Linked DNA regions of Mus musculus: region 2 is linked to region 1. The links are chromatin contacts, found by Hi-C in ENCODE. All regions are on one chromosome and are shown on one strand. The core of a region is the stretch at or near the end of the contact, and the rest is flanking DNA. Distances in the headings are between cores, read along the strand shown.

Region 1 (6,854 bases), core at 1,263-3,762:
GGAACTTCATTTATGCGTAAAAGGGACTTCTGGACTTTGGGCTCACCACCCTAGGAACCCCAAGTGGTCGGTCCGCAGTCTGTCCCCAGTGTTCAGAGGAGCCGCAGGGGAGGTGGGGTGGTTCCTCAGTGCAGACCACTAAGAGCCAAGCGTCCCACTGAGTTCTAGAGGTAAGGCACCCACACACTATCTTCCAGCAGGGCACCGCCACCCCTGAACTTGTCACTGGGAAGGAGGGAGGTGAGACGCCACTGACAGTATGCTTTGGAGAAGGCAGCAGGGAGCAAGGAGAAAGGAACAATTCATTCGCTTCCTGAGGGGTATAATTTGGGCGGCAGCTGTTACTGGTGAGAAAAGAGGCGTCAGCGACCTTGGCTCTGCCCTTTAACCTGGAGCCTCTGGGGGCCGGCGGGCCGGGCTAGGCCGGAGCCCGTTGCTGCCCCGCAGTCCCTCAGGCTCTCCGCATCTTTCGCGAACATTTTCGAGGTGGAGCTGATCAAAGTCTCCTTGGGGAGGTTAAAACAAAACTAAACAAAAGCCAGCCGTTTCATCCACACGTCGGAGGGCTCATTGGCTGGTCCACACTCTTCACCGAGGAACCTGAGGCCTTGCCCAGCTGGGAACATGGCCGGGACAAGAAAGAAGGACAAGAGATTAGTTAAATTCAGCAGACTTAAAAAAAACAAAAACAAAACAAAACTAAAACTAAAACCAAACCAAAACAAAAACGAGCAGGCCCAGCTCGAAGACTCTGGGTGGTTAGTTTTTCCTGGGGTCGCAATTATCCGTAAAGTCTTGTGTAACTGAACTGCGCAGCTGAAAGAGCAGAGGTGGATCTTATCTCGACCATTTTCTCCCCCACCCTCCCTCTTTTGTTGGATAACTGCCGAATGCAACTAGGCCTCTTATTTTCTTACACTCAACTGTACCTCAAGCCACCCTGCCTCCCCTTTAAGCCTGAAATTAAAGACCTGGAGTTAGGGTACACCATCAACGCGACTCCAGCCCCCCTCCCCAGTCTGTGCAAAGAGAGCCCCAGCCAGCTTTCAAGTCAGTCACTGCTGTAGAGAGAGACCAAGTCTTCCGGAGCACCATCCCGCCTGCGCAGTCTGTAGTCACAGTTTGCCCCTGAGGTGAAGTGACGTGCTCAGGTCCCCTTCAATGGAGACTCAAGCAGTCTCTGAAAGCGCAAGCTTCCTTTTCGCTCGCCGGGCAAACGTGCACCCCAGGCGCTGTGTCCTCTAGCGGCGAACTCTCGCAGCTCGTCTGTGAGCGCTCACCTACAGCTAGGGGGTCCGGTCAGGAGTCAATTGACACTCAAACCTGAGCCCTGAGCCGGGAGGAAAGACTCCCGACTGTAATGATGCTGAGAGGCTCGGGTGCAGTCGCTCGAACCGCGGCGCAGCTGATTGTCTGCTCCACGGCAGATGGTCTTTGAGCACAGATTTGCATTCATTGTCTTCAAATCTGTTTTCGCGCTGGCGTTCTAGATTTCAACAGCAGATCTACGCGCAGATCAGAATACAAAAAGAGAAGCAAGAAAATAACACCCAGCCAGGAGGATTTTTTTTTAATAGGCACCTCCAGCCGTCTAGGGTTTCAGCTATTTTGTGGAGCCTCGGCTTCCCGACCACCAACCTTCGCGACCACAGCGCTCGGCGGACAAAGTTTCCAGGACTTCTTCACAGACGCCTCGTGTCTCTAACGCAGGGTTCCCCGGCCTTCAGGGATTGGGGAGGGAGATTTTAAAAGGGGGGAGGATTCGAAACTTCATCCCGCAGTTCTCAGCCAGCCAAGCTGTCAGCAACCTCTCCTATCTGCAAAGGTGCGTACTCCCGCCCTCCCGGGGCTGTTTTCCTTAACTCCTTCACCATTTCCCTTCACAGTATATTTATTTAAACTGCACTTGAGCCTCATTCGTCCACACTCCGCTCTCTCCTTCCTTCATCTCGCCTCTCCTTCTAACACTTGTGGCCTTCGCACGAAATGATTGCTTCCCTGGAACTCTCTGAGACTTGGTAGACCGGTTCAGAAAGACGGATGCCCTGAGGGTAGTGTTTGCGAAAAGCATAAATACAGGTGGTCACAGGTCCAAACCCCGGGAATGAATCTGTAGGGTCTCCCGCAGGCGACAAAAAACCTGCATCTAGAGGCAAATCCGCGCTGGCTTCCTGCTCCCGCGATCGGAAAGAACCATCATGATCCTAACTCTCAGAGTCCTGCTACTCTGTTTTGGTGCAGGATTTGGGGACCCCCTTTCCCACTCAGGCCAAACACTCGGGACTCTGGTCGGGACTCGGTGCTTGTGGCTTGCTGTAGCCTTTCACCTCCCGGACTTCGGGCAAAGCAAAGCTTGGCTAACGCCGCGGGAGGACGTCCGCCCAGCTTGCCCAGAGCCGGCCAATCCCGGGCGTCCATGCAAATGAGGCTCCTTATCGGGCCTCGGCTCCGCCTCCCGCGGCCTGGGTTGTAGTAACCATTCATGGGGCCCGCGCGCTGCAGCAGCCCGGCTCTGCGGCGCTCTCAGCCACCGCCTCCTCCCCGCTCCGGGTCTTCCCCTTCCTCTTACAACTGATCCTGTTGGGGATTTTTTTTTTTTTTCCTATATCGGAACGGTGGGGAGGAGCAGGGAGGGGGGAACAAGGAGGAAGGGGAGAGATCAGGCAGCTATCTATCTCCTCCTGTTTTTCCCAGAACAGGTGATGCTTCCAAATTGTGGCCACTTTCTGGAGAACGTTCTGCAGCTGGAAGGATGCGGGCGACCTAGAGTGGAAGCCCCGAGGCGGCAGATCTGAAGCCACCGAGGATAAAAAACGCAAACTTTGCATTGTGCGTGGAGGAACGGGCTGGCTATTTCTTTCCAAGAGGGCCCCCAAACTTCGGCCCTTGCCGCCTTTCTCGGATTGCTTTTGGAGAACACCATTTGCTGGCAGCATTGGAGAGTGAGGACGGTGTTGTTGTAAAGTCACTTTTAAGGCGACAGTAGAGGACCAGACTTTTTAAATGTTTGGGATTCAAGATACGCTAGGAAGAGGACCAGCTCTGAAAGACAAGTCGCTGGGTGCCGAGATGGATTCGGTCAGGTCCTGGGTCCGGAATGTCGGCGTGGTGGACGCCAATGTCGCGGCTCAGAGGTAATGAGACTGGAGCCGTTGTGCTCTGAAAGTCTCTGGTTGTGTCTGTCTCCCCGAATATCTCTTCCCTTTGCTCCCTCTCTTTCTCTCTGTCCTTGTCTCTCCTCCCTGGCTGTGCGCACTGGGGCTCTCCCTGGGCGGGCAGGTCGCTGCGACTAGGGGAACCCTTTTCCCGCAGTCGACACTGTAGTTTCTGAACTACCGAGGTCACGGGTGTTTCTCCCCACAGTCCGTTCTTTGAGGACAAAAAAAATTTATTAAAAGTAGCGTTCAAGCTCACATCGTGGCGTTTACTCTTGGACTCTAGCGGAGTGGCGCGTGAAGATCCGAGCTGGCAGCCGGCGCAGCGGCAGAGCCGGCTTTCCGGTCACTCCTAGGTTCCCCCACGCTTCCTGCGAGCGCCTCTCCTCCAGCATCATTCAGGATGGCTTGGAGACTCGGGGAGCCCAGCGGCCAGATGGTGGCGGCGGCGAGAGGATCCGGAGAGGCCTGAGGGGCTGCAAGGAAAGCAAGGCGGCCGGGAGCTCTAGGAAAGGGGACATGCAAGCGAGTCCTGGGTGAGGGAGAGTGGGACAGACAAACCGAAGAGGCCGAGGATGGACCGAAGCACAGGAGTAGTCGGGGAAGAGGAGAAAATGGAGCCGCAGAGAAGAGCACCCTCCAGTTTTGCGGGTTCCTCAAGTTGATTTTGTTTCCAAATCTTCGCGTTTACGGATGGTTAAAATTTGTCTAGGGTTCCATCCCACGAAGACATTCCAGTCCCGCTTCTCACTGTCGCTACTGAACTGAGATTCATGGCCCTCGTGTCCAGACTACAAGAGCCAGCTCCTTTACCCTCTCCAGACACCCACAAATTTCTTCCAGGACTCTCGACTCTTCCTCTGCGCTCTGCGTTCTGCGCCAACCTCCTTAAATCTCCGGACTTCACGTTGAGAAATGACCCCTTTTGCAGATAGGCCACATCTCCAGGTGTCCCGGGTAGAGCGAACTGGCTGCCACCCTTCAAGGAGTGGCAGCAAAGGCCGCAAGCCGGATGCCTGAAGTGGCAGCTGCGGTACCCGATTGCCACTCCTCCGAAGCCGAATGCTCAGTTGTCCCCGAAGCAGATGGTACTTCGCAGAGGCCTTGGCTCTCGAAAGCGGTCTAGGGGTTCGCTCCGGCGGTGACAAGCCGAGGGAACCAAGACAGTTCCGCAGATCCGCTCCTTAGCGGGGGCTTAATAACATTTCCCTCCAGTCTTCCCGTCCGAAATAAAATGTACTTTATTAAAGTTCGAAACAGCAGTCTGTGGTGGTCTAGCGAAAATTATACACTTTCAAAAAAGTGACTGAGACCATGCCCAGCACAAGAATCCAGAAGACCTCAGGGCCACCAGGCTGCCCTCACCATCTGTCAATTCGCCGGCTCCACAAGGTTTTCAGTCAAATGTGGCACTATCAGAGACAGGCATATAGGGAGGTCCTGTGGACGCATCCAAGGCTCTGGCAAGCTCTGGGTCCAGCTATACAGAGTCAGGGAATTTGAGAAAACACTCGAGCGCGGATCGCCCGAGTCTCTGGCCGGGGCGCTGCTGTCTCTTAACATTCTGGCTTCTTCTGGCTTTGACACGTGGAGCGGTTCTTGGGGGCGAAGGTCCTCAGCAGTGAGTCCTCAACCCTGGCCCGTTATCCCCAGCAATGACTGTAGGGGATTTTGCAGTGACACTGTCCTGGATGCAAATTTCGGTAGAGTAAGGCAAACCTTGAGGACAGAGGCTTGGACTCCACAGGCTTCCTATCCTGTAGTCTGTGATCCAAAAATTCACTAGCCAGGAGTTAAAAGGGGTCACTTGTTCAAATGCAAAAGAACCCTATCCCCTTACATCTGAGTCACAGCTTTGAGTTTTGCGGGCAGGCACCTGGGGTTTAGCAGCGCTTCTTAAGACTTCGCCGGCAGCCCTGGTCTTTCTATTCTACTAAAAGCCGTCTGGTGACAGGATTCTGGGTGGCTGTATAACGGGGTGGCGGAAGCAAGGTGCCTATTGCAACCCCTCTGAGAGAGTGTGGAAAAGACCCAGAAGGTTTCTGGTCTTGAGTCCCTTGGCCCTTCTGCAATGTGTTTGGGCATGTTAGTCACTGCCTAACACCCAGTCTTTCTGTCTTTCCCCCTTGTCCTGTTTCTCTCTCCCAACACTTCCTGTGCAGCGGAGTTGCTCTGTCCCGGGCCCATTTTGAAAAGCAACCTCCTTCAAACTTGAGGAAATCCAACTTCTTTCATTTTGTCCTGGCGCTCTACGACAGGCAGGGACAGCCGGTGGAGATTGAGCGCACAGCCTTCGTGGACTTTGTGGAGAATGACAAAGTAAGCGGACCCCTTAAACCCTCCCCCCCTAAGCCGGCACTGAGGATTCCATCTGTCACTTGCGACACTCTCCCGCTAGCATCAGGAATGATAAATTGAGGTGTCTCACCCTTAGCTTCTAACTCAGTAGATTTTCCCTGCACCTCAATGGGCCCCAACTCTGAACCAGGCGTTTTCGGCTGTGCGCCCTAGCCTTGGGGTCAGTAGTAGCGGCAGTGCATCGACTGACCTCGCAGAAAAAAGTTTTTTAGACCTAGTTTTAAAAGTATACCCAACGCTGTCGCTGCCAGTCTCCAGTTTTTCTTAAAATTATTATTACTATTATTTTCTCTCTGGCAGCGGGAAAGAGGGCAGGGGTGTAGTTGGTTGGATTCCGTTTTATGTGGGAACTTGGGGCCAGCCTTTTATGGCTCGCTTACTCTCCCAGCGACTGAGCACCTTCCTTGAACTCAAACCCTAATTTGAAAGCTATGTTTAATCCTAAACGAAGGGTTGTTTTCCTAAACCAATATATGCTGGGCCCATTGGCTGTGCAAAGAAAGGGAAACCTGGGGTGGCTAGTTGCCAAGCCCCTGAACACTGGAAGTGGTCATTCCCAGTTTGTTCCCCACCCCTCCCCAAAGGCGACTAATATTGCCCTTTCTAAAGGACAGGCAGGCTTACCCTTTTTTGTAGAGCCTGGGAGCTCAAGGACAGATAGACAGGGGTGGGGACTGCTTAAAGACAGCTTTGATGCTGGCATCAGGCATCGGCCGGCTGGAGGCAGGGGTACCCTTAGGAAATTTTTAAAAGAGAGACAGGGACGGTGAAGGTCAAGCGGTTGTAGGCCTTGACAAATTTCCCAAGATGGCCAATGGTGGGAAATGCTCCTTGTCCATTGGTCTGGATCTGGTTGTGTGGGGGCACTGCAAAGTTGAAGAATGGAGGGCTTCTGTCTTTTCAGGAGCAAGGCAATGAGAAGACCAACAATGGTACTCACTACAAGTTACAGCTCCTTTACAGCAACGGTAAGTGGCTTCATGGGCAGGCACTGGTCATCAGGCAGCCAAGACTGGTGGCTGCTGTGTCTGCCTCCTACTGTGCTTGGGAGGGTAGAAAGCTAGTGAGTGCAGTCCTGTGGGGACTCTGTGTGTGTGTGTGTGTGTGTGTGTGTGTGTGTGTGTGAGCCTTGGTCGGGATGACAGTTGAGGGGTGTCTCTCTTCATGTCAATTCCATCTAGGGGTTTGTGGCTTGACTGACTGGGTCAGGCTCGGGGCAGGGAAAGGGTTGGGGTGGGTGCGAAAGGGTCTTGGCTATTCTTGCCAACCGCCTGTCCCCCTCCTGTGCAGGTGTCCGCACGGAGCAGGACCTGTATGTCAGGCTCATCGACTCTGTCACCA
Region 2 (6,854 bases), core at 1,624-4,123, 38 kb after region 1:
GAAAACACAAATATTTACATTATGATTTCTATAACAGTAGCAAATTTACTGTTATGAAGTAGCAATGAAAATAATTTTTATGCTTGGTCACCACAGCATGAGGAACTGTAGTAAAAACTCACAGCTTTAGGAAGGTTGAGAACCGCTGAGGCAGGATAATGTCTTTCCCACAGCGTAGGTATCAGTGGTCACTTGCACAATGAGTAAATGACAGAGCGCCAGTACCATGGAGCGCTGTTTCTCTGCAAAGGCTGGAGACACGCACACACGCACACACACACACACACACACACACACACACACACACACACACACAGAGCCTACTGTAGTGAGGAGGCAAGGGTGTCTCCTCTCATCTGTCGCGTCAGCAGCAGCAGCACTTGCCAGGAATCTGGAAAGCACCCCAAATGTGGAAAATATCCCAAAGGCATAGTGCACACAGGGACATAGGTCAGGAAGAGGGAGGGTAGCTATGTCCATTGGTAGAAATGTCACAGCCTTGTCTTCTGACTTTTGGAGCATGCTTCATCTTCATCTTGGTAGAGTTCAACTGGGAATGGAAACATAGTAGGAAAAGGGGGCTTGTGTCATATGAGATGCCCAGAGAGAATGTGTGGTGAGGAGAGGAGAGGGGGAGGGGGAGGGGGAAGGGAGAAGGGGGAGGGGGAGAGGGAGGAGGGGGAGGAGAGGGAGAGGGAGGAGGAGGAGGAGGGAAGGGGAGAGAGGGAGAGAGAGAAAGAGGAAGAGGGAGAGGAAGAAGAGATGGAGAGAATGGGGAGAGGGAGGAGGAGAGGGAGAGAGGGAGACAGACAGACAGACAGACAGACAGACAGACAGACAGACAGAATAAGCAGAATAAGTACCAAACATCTTGCTGTTTTGGGAACAGTTTTATGTAGCTCAGGCTAGCCTCAGTACTCACTATGTAGCCAAGGATGACCTTGAACTTTTCTAATTCTCCTGTCTCTACTTCTTGAGTATTGACATTGCCAGCAAACCCCAGCATACCTGGTTTATGCGCTGTTGGGGACAGAGGGACAGAGGGCTCCATACAAACTAAGCTAGCACTCTGCCAGCTGGGCCACATCCCCAGCCTCCAGACTTTCAATTTAAGGTTAGGGAAAGTTCCTTAGCTGATTTTCAGTTGGTTACCTTTGGCTACATTTTTCTTTGTATTGCTTTAAATCTCATTTTATTTTACATTAAAATATACTTACTGTAATATTCCTAGTAAAATCGATGTCAACATTAGCACTCATATTTATGTCTGTCGAAAATGGGGCAGCCTTCCTTGGAAAGGAAGTTTGGGGAGTCTACCTATGGCTTCTCTTCCTTCCACACCAACCCCTGCCCCACATTTAATTTCAAGTACAAAATTAAAGCTCCAATCCTTTAACTAGTATCAGTGACCCAGGACCTCTCACATGTTTGCAAAGATGTGGACGAAGTAGAAAAATAAACAGGAACGAGTTCCCTGCTCAGCCCTGGAGTCTGGCTTGCTAAGGTGAGGAAGTTGCTATCCTTGCTTGCCCTGTTCCTGAGGTTGTAGCTCCCTGGGGTTCGGTTCCCTTTGCATAGTTCCCACAGTAAGGTGAGAGAGAGTAGCCCCCGAGGACCGGGCTTTGAGATGACCCTTGTCCAGCCATGTGTTTATCATTGTTGTAAAAAAAAAAAAAAACCAAAACCAAAACTAAAAAACAAACAAATTTTGGGCTACCTACATGTCCCAGATAGAGGATAACATAGAACTTCAAGAAAGAAAGGAAAAAAAAGGCAAAACCAAATATCCAAACTCTAAACAAGTGTTCTTCCTTCTTGAAAGTTGCTACCTTGCTGAGAGGAGCCTACTATGGCAGGACACAAACTGAGCTTGGTTCTGCCAGGAGTCCTTTGAGCCAATGGTAGCTGTTCCATGAGTTCTCATGTTTCCGTTCCTTAAAGACTTGCTGGGAGGCTGAGCCTTGTGTTAGTGGCCATCTCTGCCTTAGGCATTGCTGCATGTGACATCAATCAAAGGAGTATCAGATCATTTGTTTATTTACTACCTATTTATTCGCTTTCACCAGTGTTTACTTATTAATAGTTATTATTGCCAATGTTCAAGAATTCAAATGGTGAGAAGTGATCTGAAGAGATTATTTATGAAAAATGTTAGTATAGATAAGGGCAGCATTTAAAGTCTGTCTATATTTCCTTCCTTCCTTCCTTCCTTCCTTCCTTCCTTCCTTCCTTCCTTCCTTCCTTCCTTCCTTCCTTCCTTCCTTCCGTGTGAACTCACATGAATGAGCTCACATGAATACATATACAAGACACACAGAAAACAAGGCTGACAGACAATTGTATGCACGAACTGGTAGGCATGGGGAAGTTTCTTGAATAGACAGGTAAAGAGCTGCTCACTGATGCCTACTTGAGCCCACAACTGGATGTTTCTGAAATCTCCGCCGGCATCAGAGAACAGTGCTGTGCCCTCGGATCCAGAGAAGGCATTCCAAGATGTCATAAATAAATAAATAGCATTTGCCGTTGTTTATAAATCAATTAATTTGTAAGTTGAAAGGTCATGCAAAATATTTAGAGCTCTCAGAGGCAGCTCTCACACTCCACCTCCTCGGCCCCCAGCAGCAGCTGTCAGAATCCTGTACCCCTCTCCTGCACTCAGTCCCACATCGCTGGGTATTTTCTGCTGGGAACGGGTGACCGCTTGATTAGTCGCTACTGGGTTTTGTTCAAGGGAGGGCTCTGCATGGTTGCTTTTTAACACCTTCTCCTCTAAGCAGGAGGCCAGCACAGGGTGCTAAATTCCTGTCTGTGGCTGTCTGCGAAATAAATCTGTGTTGTGCCGTTCCAAGCTGTCAGCAGTGGTTCGCCCTGATGGGCCCCTGAAAGAAGTTTCCTTTTGGTCTGTGAAACAGTGAGCAGCCACTAGGGAGCTGTCTTTAGCTCAGATTTCAGAGTTAGCTCATTAGACCAATAACAGTGGGCAACTCTCTTAAACACAGTCACAAAGTTATATTTGAAGAAGTGGGAAACTCACCGCAGCCATACAGTGCCAATATTTGCTTTCTCTTCCCCAACAGCCTCCATTGGCGACAGGAGGGCCTCATGACCTCAGGCTCCTTTTTCTTCTGGGTTTCCCCACTTTTTTTTCCTCCCTGATGTCCAGCCTATCTCTTAGACACGTTTATTTGTAAAAATAAAGTCTCTTCCCATCCTGGCTGGGCAGTATCTCTGATCCATTTTCTCCATTTCTCCTTAATGGGAGTCTCAGCCAACAGTCTCTGTAGCCGAGGGCGTCCAGTGAGACAATTATTCCATGTTCTGGCTTCTCTCCTTGTTCTTCAAACACATGTTTTCCCCCTTGGCTTAGGAAGTCAGCAGCGTCTACAGCTATTTATGTGAGATTCATGAACTCAGTAACTACATTTCTGAGCGAGGTGTTTCCCTGTAAACTAGTTTGGTTTTCTCCTCCGTACTTAACTTGTTTAGCCCATGGACTTTCAAACGTTTTGGACTGTCTACTCCCTTCTACCCTAGCTGTTCATTATTGGCATCATCACTAGATTGTACATGATACCCCATGGATATTATGTTTGTGAAGAATCTCGGAAACTTTCATTTAGGGGGCAGTGAGCCTCTTACAGATTACCAGAGTTGGCAGAGACAGCACCTAGGAGTATCTATATCCAGGAAGCCAGTGTTTTGCACTGCTTGCTCCTGTTCCAGTGATACCCCTCATTGACAAAATTATTTCTGTGTTTAATGCTTCAAAATAAAAAAATTTAAACTCACACACACACACACACGTTTCTGGCTGATGGATACTAAGTACGTGTTTGCTTTATGACTTGGGCGGTTATCTATCACTGTGACATGTGATCTGATTTGCGTCTGGTAATGCTAGTTTTATGGTTCCGAATAGACGTGCCTGAAGAACTCCCTGGTGCTCTCTCTTACGGCACACTGAATCCGTTCATACTTGGCTTCGGCTGGAAGGTGATTCTGTGCTTTGTGGAAAAGCAGCAACAACCACCGCAACAAAACCCCACAAATCGGGGAAATCATGCTGAGCCGCTGTGAAGAGCTCAAGGATCAGAAGAGAAAGAGCAAAATGCCTTTTCCTTCTTTCATGACAAATTCCAACTCCCACTTCATGCGCCCCCCCCACCCCCCCTTTGCTTTCACTCATGGATAACTTAAAAATGGCTCAACTTGAAATTTTCCATGTGTCCAGGCAAAGCCCTGGGGAGTTCTGAGGATATGTAGGCAGGAAGCACTTCAGAGTATGTAAGCAATCCAAAAAACGTTTTCAGTTTTTAAGCATGTTATATTAAAAACAAAACAAAACAAAGCAAAACAAAAACGCACAAGCATTTTGGCGTAAAAGCTTTGGATCTACAACTTCATCTATACTCTGTTATTGTTTTTTATTTTATTTTTTTCACTTTTAATTGATTTTGGGAAGTTGAGAAACTGGACCAAAGCTAGCTAGATTATACTAGAGGTGGTCAATAAACTCTGCATTTCCACACAGAGTAGCTCCCGCCCTCGTTCCGTTTTAGTTTCTGGGAAAACAAATGTCCCAGGATAAGACGAACACAGATGATAAAATGCTGATTTAATATTGATGTTAACATTTCCAATACTTAGGGAAAAATAGCAAGTCTCAAGTTATCTCCAGATTATGCTTTCTTGATTTTTATATAAAATGCTTGTTTATGAATTCATTTATTTGACTGTGTTGCTGGATGGCATGTCGGATGCTGGGCTGTACGCCTCCTGAGGTCTTCGGTGACCTCTGTTCTATCTGACAGTGGCTCCAGCAGACTGGCTTGTTGCTCTCGATCAGCCGTGGGACATACATTTAATGGCTATGGAACTCAACCTTTCCAGATCCTTCTCAGGTGACACATTCACTGTGGTAAAGGTAGAGTTGGCTTTGCAGTATTGCCTGCCGCTCAGATACAGAAAGGGAAGAGGGTAGACGTGGAATCTAGCAACCAGAGGGAGAAAGCCCACGCATGGCCACGCTAGGGCCCTCGTGATTTTCCACAAAGTTCTTGAGCTTATAAACTAGGAGAGGAGAGTGTGTTGTAAATACTACTTGGTAAAAATAGACTCACCCCCGGGTGTCACTTCAGTCCATCTTGTATGCTATTGGTGAAAGCTAATATTGACCTCAAAGATCTCCCAGGCCCTGCTGGTCATGATGATTACATTGGAATTGGGGACAGAGTGTCCCAAGTGCATTCAAATATTAGCCTCTGTGAACAGCCCAAATGTAGGACGTTTGAAACTGTTTCACGTGGAAACTATGCGGCCATATCTTTCTTTGCAGAGAGAACTGCTGAGATATCTGGTAAGACTATATGTGGTTGTGTGGTTGTGTGTGTATGTGTGTGTGTGTGTGTACACACACACACACACACACACACACATACACACACACATATACAGACCTGAGATGTCTATTTTTCATGTTATACAAGGCTGGGCTTGAGTGTTGTCAGAACCTTCTTTCTCCACGGTATGTGTGTGTGCGTATGTACTTGCAAAGCTACAAGAATATGGGAAAGTGATTTTTTTTTTTTTTTTTAGGGATCTGAGATGTGAATGAGATCCAGGGTCTCAGTGCAGTCCTAGTATCCAGCCCAGCTCCCACTCAGTGGCTTCATAGTGTGTTGTCCTGCTGTGTCTTAGGCTTTTCTGGAGTCCCAGGCTCATTTCCTTCTGAATTTGTACTTCTGTTTTGCTTGATTCAGTTGTCGTCCATCTCTTGACACACCTGCTTTGAGTTTATAAACATTTAAAACTTTCTATACGTGAGCTCTGGATCAGAGAGTTTGCAACAGACAGCTCCAAGGAAGTGGAGAGCAAACCATATCCAATGGGATAGGGCCACTGAGGGAAGCAAATGATATCTCTGGTTTCCCATAGGAGCTGATAGGGAAGTGAGTCACATAGGAATGGATAGGGAAGTGAGTCCTTTTTCTGAGCGGAGTCTATAAGAGGCCACAAGGCCCTGGACTTCCTTCAAGGTCACGTGGTGAGTCAAAGCAGAAGACTAGAAACAGCCTGGTGACTTCTCTACTCGTCCTGCCCTGCTCCGTTTGCTCCAATAACACATCAGGACCGAGGCACTGGAGGTGTGGCTCAGCTGAGAGGATACTTACCCAGCATGTGCAGAGCCTTGGCTTCCATCCCCAACAGCAAATAAAACCGAGTGCTAGTGCACACCTGGAAGTTCAAGGTTACTCTACATAGTGAGATCAAGGTCAGCTTGGGCTATGTGAGACTCTATTTCAAAACTAAAACAAACAATAAAATGGAATATTAAGACTTGCGGGAGAAGTGTCTAGATCATAGGCAGGAAAAGGCCACAGATCTCTCTGCTATTGCATACCTGGTGGGGATTATTTTTTTAAGGCAGTTGGTGCCTTTGTGGTATGGTACGTTCTGGAACCTGCTTTTCCATCCCGTCTCAGGAGGGAACAAGTACCTCCTTTAGGATCTCCTTTCATGTTCAGGTGGAGGGACAAGAACATTCTGATGGTAGCAACATCAGATTGGACAGAGAGAAATGCACAGCAAATAGTCTTGTGTTCTTCCCTCTGCAATGCCGTGACCCTCCAAAGGGAATAGAAGTGACTGGTTCTGAGGAGCCATGATGCAAAGATTAGAATGCCCCCAATCTCTTAGACCAGGGGCAGCAGGGACTTGGCGGTATGCCCTGTTCCACAAATGCCAACACCAGCCTTGCTAGTGGGCTTCTGGGTTTTGTGCTTAAAGAATGCCTGCTGAGTACTGCTGCAAGGAGATGGGATCACAGAAAAGGGATGGATTAACCACAAAGT

Evidence for each region. Hi-C counts contacts between places; a loop is a spot of excess contacts on that map.
Region 2: a loop to region 1 is called in a map of heart, with 2.1 times the contacts of the local background. The contact joins the enhancer-like site here to the promoter of Ebf2 in region 1. A Hi-C loop is called at or near these places in 1 of 37 maps with a recorded cell type or tissue (heart).

What each region holds. Positions count from the first base shown.
Region 1 is chr14:67,232,132-67,238,985 of GRCm38, forward strand. Ebf2 (early B cell factor 2) reads left to right here and starts at 2,513. Exons shown (of 16, transcript NM_001360202.1): 1 at 2,513-3,134; 2 at 5,318-5,474; 3 at 6,418-6,481; 4 at 6,804-6,854. The coding sequence starts at 3,004. Gm20675 (a long non-coding RNA gene) reads right to left here and starts at 1,064. Exons shown (of 2, transcript XR_874748.1): 1 at 972-1,064; 2 at 285-616.
Region 2 is chr14:67,269,502-67,276,355 of GRCm38, forward strand. All of the region lies in intron 6 of Ebf2 (early B cell factor 2), which reads left to right. Among named protein-coding and RNA genes, the nearest start is that of Gm52149, 8.1 kb to the left of the region's middle. Within about 2 kb of position 2,874, at least 2 of the 3 ENCODE cell types and tissues checked have a DNase peak (open chromatin) inside an H3K27ac peak, as active enhancers do; they include heart, where a contact is called at or near this core.